Linked DNA regions of Homo sapiens: regions 1 and 3 are each linked to region 2. A link is an interaction called in ENCODE POLR2A ChIA-PET data of the cell type or tissue named here. Cell type or tissue: CD4-positive, alpha-beta T cell. All regions are shown on one strand.

Evidence for each region. ChIA-PET counts read pairs that join two places held together with the same protein. Peaks named below come from ENCODE experiments on the same cell type or tissue, not always from the same donor. Only the 100,000 strongest peaks of a DNase experiment are listed, where the experiment ranks them.
Region 1: POLR2A ChIA-PET joins it to region 2 with 11 read pairs; 19 of 35 experiments call an interaction of 5 or more read pairs at or near these places.
Region 3: POLR2A ChIA-PET joins it to region 2 with 56 read pairs; 13 of 35 experiments call an interaction of 5 or more read pairs at or near these places.

Annotation. Positions count from the first base shown.
Region 1 is chr19:29,689,861-29,692,360 of GRCh38, forward strand. No RefSeq gene overlaps it. Among named protein-coding and RNA genes, the nearest start is that of C19orf12, 24 kb to the right of the region's middle. RefSeq lists enhancers at 423-975, 976-1,527, 1,122-1,416, 1,335-1,394 and a silencer at 1,206-1,403. In CD4-positive, alpha-beta T cell, CTCF peaks have their summits at 1,265 (motif pointing left) and 1,465; a DNase peak (open chromatin) is centred at 1,261.
Region 2 is chr19:29,605,027-29,607,526 of GRCh38, forward strand. POP4 (POP4 ribonuclease P/MRP subunit) reads left to right here and starts at 1,257. Exons shown (of 7, transcript NM_006627.3): 1 at 1,257-1,299. The coding sequence starts at 1,293. RefSeq lists an enhancer at 910-1,399. In CD4-positive, alpha-beta T cell, no CTCF peak of the experiment used is centred here; DNase peaks (open chromatin) are centred at 875 and 1,225; H3K4me3 peaks cover 1,765 bases; H3K27ac peaks cover 1,819 bases.
Region 3 is chr19:29,940,807-29,943,306 of GRCh38, forward strand. It overlaps URI1 (URI1 prefoldin like chaperone), which reads left to right and starts at 1,433. Exons shown (of 11, transcript NM_003796.3): 1 at 1,433-1,858. The coding sequence starts at 1,742. RefSeq lists an enhancer at 1,179-1,268 and a silencer at 1,289-1,958. In CD4-positive, alpha-beta T cell, no CTCF peak of the experiment used is centred here; DNase peaks (open chromatin) are centred at 1,425 and 1,865; H3K4me3 peaks cover 1,443 bases; H3K27ac peaks cover 306 bases.

The sequences.
Region 1 (2,500 bases), 85 kb after region 2:
CAAGAGAGAAGAGGTTAGAGGGAGAGGAAATGAACTCAGAGGGGGCTGCCATGTTGCTGGCAATTATCCCGTATTTTCCTGGGATAATTGCCAGCAACATGGCAGCCCCCTCTGAGCTTAGTGATGAAGAATTGAAGGTGAGAGAAGCCCAGGCATGGTGGCTCACACATGTAATCTCAGCACTTTGGGAGGCCGAGGTGGGTAGATCATCTGAGATGAGGAGTTCAAGACCAGCCTGGCAAACGTGGTGAAACCCTGTCTCTACCAAAAATACAAAAATTAGTTGGGCGTGGTGGCGGGCACCTGTAATCCCAGCTAGTAGGGAAGCTGAGGCAGGAGAACCGCTTGAACTCAGGAGGCAGAGGTTGCAATGAGCCGAGATCTTGCCACTGCACTCCAGCCTGGGCAACAGAGCGAGACTCTGTTTAAAAAAAAAAAAAAAGGCCAGGCACAGTGGCTCATGCCTGTAATCTCAGGACTTTGGGAGGCCCGAGGCGGGGGGATCACATGAGGTCAGGAGTTCAAGACCAGCCTGGCCAACATGGTGAAACCCCATCTCTACTAAAAATACAAAAATAAAAATTAAAAAATTAGCTGGGCGTGGTGGCAGATGCCTGTAATCCCAGATACTTGGGAGGCTAAGGCAGGAGAATCGCTTGAACCTGGGAGGTGGAGGTTGCAGTGAGCTGAGATCACTCCACTGAAATCCAGCCTGGGTGACAGACGAGACTCCATCTCAAAAAAAAAAAAAAGTGAGAGCAGTCAATGTGGTCAGGTGTTTTTCTTCAGCCATATCTGATGAGGCAGTTGGAGGGAGAGGGGATAGGAACTTGGGGATGCCATCATCCAAGGCCTCCACAGCAGGGCTGCCTGTTCCTGGGGCAGGACAAGGCTGGTGCCCAGTGGCTGCAGTAAGTGACCCTCTCACTGGCGATGCTTGGAGTCACTCAGGTAGGTGGTCTCACCCACACACCAGGTCTATTTGACATCTCAAGGGAGGGGGAAATGCCCCTGCCTTAGGTCTGGTTAGAGAGCACAGATTAGGGAAGCCACCAGTAAGCCCTCAACTCTCCCAACTCCCAACCTGTCAGCTTGGGCTGCCATGACAAAATGTCATTGATTGGGCAGCTTAAATTTATTTTCTCACAGTTCAGGAGGCTAGAAGTCCAAGATCTGGGAGCCAGCATGGTTGGGTTCTGGGGAGGGCTCTCTTCCTGGCTTACAGACGGCCACCTTCTTGCTGAGTCATCACATGGAGGAGAAAGAGCAACAGAGCCCTCTGGTGTCTCTTCTTATGAGGACACTAATCCCAGGATGAAGGCCCCACCCTCATGGCCATATCTAAACCCCCTTACCTCCTGCATCAAGTCCGCTTTCACACTGCTAATAAAGACATACCTGAGACTGGGTAATTTACAAAAGAAAGAGGTTTAATGCACTTGCAGTTCCACATGGCTAGGGAGGCCTCACAATCATGGGGCAAGACAAAGAGGAGCAAGTCACATTTTATGTGGATGGCAGCAGGCAAATAAAGAGACCCTGTGCAGGGAAATTCCCATTTTTAAAACCATCAGATTGGCTGGGCACGGTGGCTCATGCCTGTAATCCAACCACTTTTAGAGGCCGAGACGGGCGGATTACCTGAGGCCAGGAGTTTGAGACCAGCCTGGCCAACATGGTGAAATCCCATCTCTCCTAAAAATACAAAAAAGAAAAATTAGCTGGGCGTGGTGGTAGGCACCTGTAATCACAGCTACTCGGGAGGCTGAGGCAGGAGAATCACTTGAACCCAGGAGGCAGAGGTAGCAGTGAGTCAAGATCAGACCATTGCACTCCAGCCTGGGCAACAAGAGTGAAACTCCGTCAAAAAAAAAAAAAAAATCTGATCTCGTGAGACTTATTCACTATCACAAAAACAGCACAGGGATGATCCCCCCGCCCATGATTCAATTATTTCCCACCAGGTCCCTCCCACAACACGTGGGAATTATAGGAGCTACAAGATGAAATTTGGATGGGGACACAGAGCCAAACCATATCACCTTCCTAAGGTCCCATCTCCAAACACCATCACTCTGGGGGTTAGGGCTTCAACACAGGAATTTTAAGGGGGACACAATTCAGTCTACAGCACCTCCCAACCTGCTCTTGACCTCTAACAAGGATATCAAACAAGCCCAGATGCTAAATTTCAGAACAGAGGAGAGACAGAAAAAAAGAGTGGTTCCTGGCTCTGAAAGGAGTGTCTGTATCACCGGCAACCTGAGTGGAAAAGAAAAAAGAAATCTTTCATTTTTATACTTTCTATTGTGTATTTTATAGAGTTGTGATTCCCAATATGCTAGCCACTGGCCACATGTGACTAGTCAGAATTGAGATGTGCTAGCAAGTGTAAAATAGACAACACGTTTCGAAGGCTTAATATGAAAAAAATGGAAATCATCTCAATAATCTTTTATATTGATTACATGTTGAAATGATAATAGGTTGGATATCAGGT
Region 2 (2,500 bases):
TTTCAGTGCCTGCAGTCTAATGTTTAAAATCAAAATGGTACAAGGTCACCACCAAAGAAATTGTTTAAGCCAATGTTTCTCAAACTAAAACCTTTGGACATACTCCCAGAATCCCCTGTAAAGAAATGTATACTGTACTCAAAGTTGAGAACCACTGACTTAGCATAAAGGGACCGTATTTCTTTTCTCTCCCACCCAGCACAGGCCCAGTGCTCAGCAGAAATTGGGGCTCCACAGTTCTGCCCAACACTGGGTCACTGCTGAGAAGTCTGCACCAGGCCTTCCTGCACCTTTCCACTGAGCAATGGAGTTTGTTTATTCATTTATTTATTTATATGGAATTTATTTATTTATTTTGGAGACAGGGTCTCACTCTGTCACCCAGGCTGGAGTGCAGTAGCGCAATCCAGGTTCACTGCAGCCCTAAACTCCTTGGGCTCAACTGATCCTCCCACCTCAGATACCCGAGTAGTTGGGACTACAAGCACGCACCACCACGCCTGGATAATTTTTTTTAAATGTTTTGTAGAGATGGGGTCTCCCGATGTTGCCCAGGCTGGTCTCGAACTCCTGGGCTCAAGAGATCCTCCCGCCTGCGCCTCCCACGGTGTGAGCCACCTTTGATCTTATTGCTATGATTTTTTTATTGATAAAAACTAATAAATATTCTGAGTCTCAAGAAAGCTTTCTGAAACTATCAAAGGGACCCAGGCGGCGCATCACTACCTGTGAGGCCGACCCCACTCACAGCACAGACTGCAAGTGAGGCTTACAGATGGGAAGTGCCCTAAGCGAGGTTAAACAGCTAGTTAGCAGCAGACACGGAACTAGAACCTAAGCCTGCTGTCCCAGCTTCGGTGCCCGTGCTCACAGCGGAAGCTGCCTCGGCTCATCCGTAAGGGCGCTGATTAGGGACGACAAAGACCTCACCCCACCGTCCCCGTCCCATTTCCGCCCTCCCAGATCCCCAACCTCCTTCGAGTCCTCTCCAAGTCGCCTCGCCTCGCTCCACTCCAGGCCTTAGCAAGCATTCCACATGCCTTTACCCCAACCCTACTGCCTGTCCCCCAAAAGATGCAGGCGGAAAAGACCCCAGGAAGCGAGCCCACTCCTCCCCACTGCTCAGCAACACCGCCTACGACGTTCTCAGTAGCCGAATCCCTTTCCAGGCGCATGCGCCCCCGAGGTGGGCGAGCGCCGGTGATGTCACGCATAGCGCCATCTCCGAGCTCCGAGAGTCTGCGACAGCAGCTGCCAGTGCGTCATCAGAGAGCGCCGGAAGCGGTCCGAGAATGAAGAGTAAGCGGGGCCGCGAAGTTGGAGAGGGTTGGGGACGTTAAGGGTCGGGGTCTTGGTACTGGTGGGTGAAATGGGTCCGGGCTACCTGTTGCTGCGGAGTCCTAACAGAACCGCTACAGGAATGGGCCCACCCTACCTAAGAAAAACTGAGGGCTGGAGCACGGGTTAGCCTGGCTCGACCTCTGAGCTAGGGAGGGATGTCAGGGCTGGAGGCAGGTTCTCCCGGAGGCTGCTCAGTGGTGTGCGATGCTAGAGGAGGGTTCCAGGCCTTGGCTCAACTTGGCCACTATCTCCCGGGGTGACCGCGGTCAAGATCCTGCTCCTTTCTGCGAGCTGGTTTCACACTCTTAACCTGATGCAAAGCGCCGAGAGCTGCTGGGGAATGATATCACTAACCCAAAGCTTTGGTCCTTAGGGGTAGAAGACATGTGCCAAGGAGGGGCGTGTAGACACCGTTAAGACTGGGCCTTCAATCAGAATTTTTATTTTTCATCTCTGCCACTTTCTACCTATATGATCAAGTAGATTGTCTCGGCATGTCTGAGCTTCAGTTTGCTCATGCACATAAGTGTAATGAGAAAAAATATGTGTACCTTGTAATGAGGTTTCTGGCAAGTAATGGATGTTCAGTAATTGTTAGATGTGTATTGTTGCAGAAAGACTTCCAAGTCTGTTACTAAGCACCTGTAACAGATGAAGCAAAGTTATCAGGCCCCGCAAGTTGCTCTCTACAGTTTATAATCCCCATCTTCCATTTGAGGGAGAACTAGATGCTATATATAAAACTTGCAACCACATTGGTTTGCTTGATCAAACAAACATACCTGGCTGGGTGTGGTGGGACACGCCTGTGGTCCCAGCACTTTGGGAGGCTGAGGCAGGGGGATCACTTGAGGCCAAGAGTTGAAGACCAACTTGGGCAACAACATAGCGAGACCCTGTCTCTACAAAAACTGGAAAAAAAAAAAAAGAATTAGCCAGGTGTGGTGGCACACACCTGTAGTCTCAGCTACTCAGGAGACTGAGGTGGGAGGATCACTTGAAACCAGGAGGTCGAAGTTGCAGTGAGCTATGATTGTGCCACTGCACTCCAGCCAGGGCAACAGAGCAAAACCCAGTATCAAAACAAACAAACAAACAACAAAAAAAAAAAACTTGTAACCACCTTGCATCAAACATTCTCAGGGAAGTACAAGAAAGC
Region 3 (2,500 bases), 340 kb after region 2:
CCTAAACGAGGGGAAGTGGGGTGGGCAGCAGCCGATCTCCATTACAAGGGACAAGAGTAGGGGCAGCAAGGCCAGATCAATGGTTGCTGAGGTGGCTGGGGATGGAGAGAGGATGGTGGTGGTAGAAGAGATGGTAACAATGGTCAGGTCCTGGCTGTTCCAGAGGTGATGATGGTTGGATATGCAGTGAGGAAAAGACAGGAATGAACATTTATCTTTTCCCAAGTTGTCCTTGCTTTCTTCCTTTGAAGCCATAAAAAGGAAAAAAAGGGTGGATCTGGACTTGGGAGCTGGGCAGGAGTGAGGGAAGAGAAGCAGAGCAAGCAGGCACACCAGGCTGTGACTCTGCAGGCATCTCTCTGCCTAGACTTGTCTGTATGATGTGGAACGAACACGACCCATCTTTACTGCTAGCGACTGCAGCAGATAAGGCAAGGCCACTTTCACGCAGTTAGGTTAATAGGAGGCTGTACAAAGGGCTGTAGGAGGAAGTGGGCACAGGAGTTCTAAAATAATTGGAACGGCCAGGTGTGGTAGCTCACACCTGTAATCCTAGCACTTCAGGGAATCCAAGACAGGAGGTTAGCTAAGACAGGAGGCTCGCTTAATGTCAAGACCAGCCTGGGCAACATAGGGAGACCCCGCCTCTACAAAAAATAGAAAAATTAACAGGATGTGTTGGTGCGGGCCAGTGGTCCCAGCTACTCCTGAGGCTGAGGTGGGAAGATCGCTTGAGTCTAGGAGTTTGAGGCTGCAGTGAGAAATGATGGCACTACTGCACTCCAGCCCGGGCGACAGACCAAGACTCAGTCTCTTAAAAAAAAAAAAAAAAAAAAGAAAAGTGGGGGCAAAGTTATCCTTGGAAAATTTCTTAGTCCATTCATAGCAGCATATTAAAATTAGTACAGTAGCTTAATTTATATAAGAGAAAATACAATGTGTACAGTAATTAATGAACATGCAAAATATAATTGTATATTTCAACTCACTAAAAAGGCACAGAAAGAGTTGAATTTGCTAAAATTAAATGTGCTTATGAAACAGCTCTAGTACATGAATTAAGCTCCTAGATACAGATGCAGCGCCAAACGACGGGGAGGGAGATGGGGCACTCAAGGCGACACGCGGCTCTTGTTGCCGAGCGTTTCCTGGGCGTGGAGCTTCTATAGAATGTAAGCTTTTTTTTTTTAAGGTTCCAAAGCCTATATTTAGTGCTTTCATATACGTAATCTCAAAAAAAAAAAAAGAAAGAAATATCGGCATAAAATGTAAGCTTCCAGAGGGATACAAACGCAGCCCAGCGCGGACACCGCCAGCCCCAGCCACGCGGTTCGCATCAAGCGCACTCCCCTGGGGGCGGGGCCTGCGCGAGCTGGGCGTGTCGGGGGCGGGGCCTGCGCGCTTGCTTCCGGCGTGCCGCGAGAGGCGGGGCGTGTGGGGAGGCGCGGCCGCCACGCGACGCCTGGCTGGGCCCGCACCGGAGAGGCGTCTCGGTACCTGGCAGGCGGCCTGCTACTCGGAGCCCGCTGCGGGGCGGCGGCGGCGGGGACATGCACGTGTGAGATGCGGCAGCGGGCGGCGCGGACGCGAACAGCAGCGGCGGCGGCGGGCGCGGCCTCCTGGGCGCGGGGCGCGCGGTGCCTGAGGGCGGGCGCGCGGGCGCTGGGCAACTGCCGGCCGCGCCGCCTGCGCAGGCGCTGGTTCAGGACTCACACGCCGCGCTGAGGCCCGCGGGCCCGTCATGGAGGCGCCCACCGTGGAGACGCCCCCCGACCCCTCGCCCCCTTCGGCCCCGGCCCCTGCCCTGGTTCCGTTGCGCGCCCCGGATGTGGCGCGGCTGCGCGAGGAGCAGGAAAAGGTAACTAGCAGCCCCGCGCCGCTTCCGCCTCCGCCCGCCGGGCTGCCCCTGCCTGTGCTCTGGGCCGCCGCCCCGCGTGGCCTAGGCCCAGCTGCCCGGGCCCCCGGAGGGAACGGGGATAAACTTTTGTCACGTGCTTCTGTTGTCTTTGTCTGCAGCCCTTTGACTTCGCAGCGGAGTGAGGGGTGTGCAGCCCGTTCGCCTGCCCAGGAAAGGGGGCTTCTGAGCTGAAGGCGTGCGGCAGCGCGTGGGAATTTGGGGGCGGGGGCAGCACGCTGTCAACGGAAGCGTTCGCCTTAATATTTGTAGCTTGTAATGACCTAAACATTGCTTAAAATGTGTACTGTTTGTTGCTCTTTGATTGCACGGAAAAGTTTTACCGCGTTTGTCATGATAATGCTTCCTGTGCAATATTTGGTTATTTAATATTTGTCACAATATAATGCCATTTAAACATTAAAAAAAAAAGAGAGTCTCACTATGTTGCCCAGGCTAATCTCGAACTTCTGGCCTCAAGCGATCCTCCCCCTCCTACCCTTCCCCACCTCGCCTCCCAAAGTGTTGGGATTATAGGCCTGAGTCACCGCACCCGGCTCATTTTTACAAATTTTAATTTCATCGTATAATAAATGAGTTTTAAAC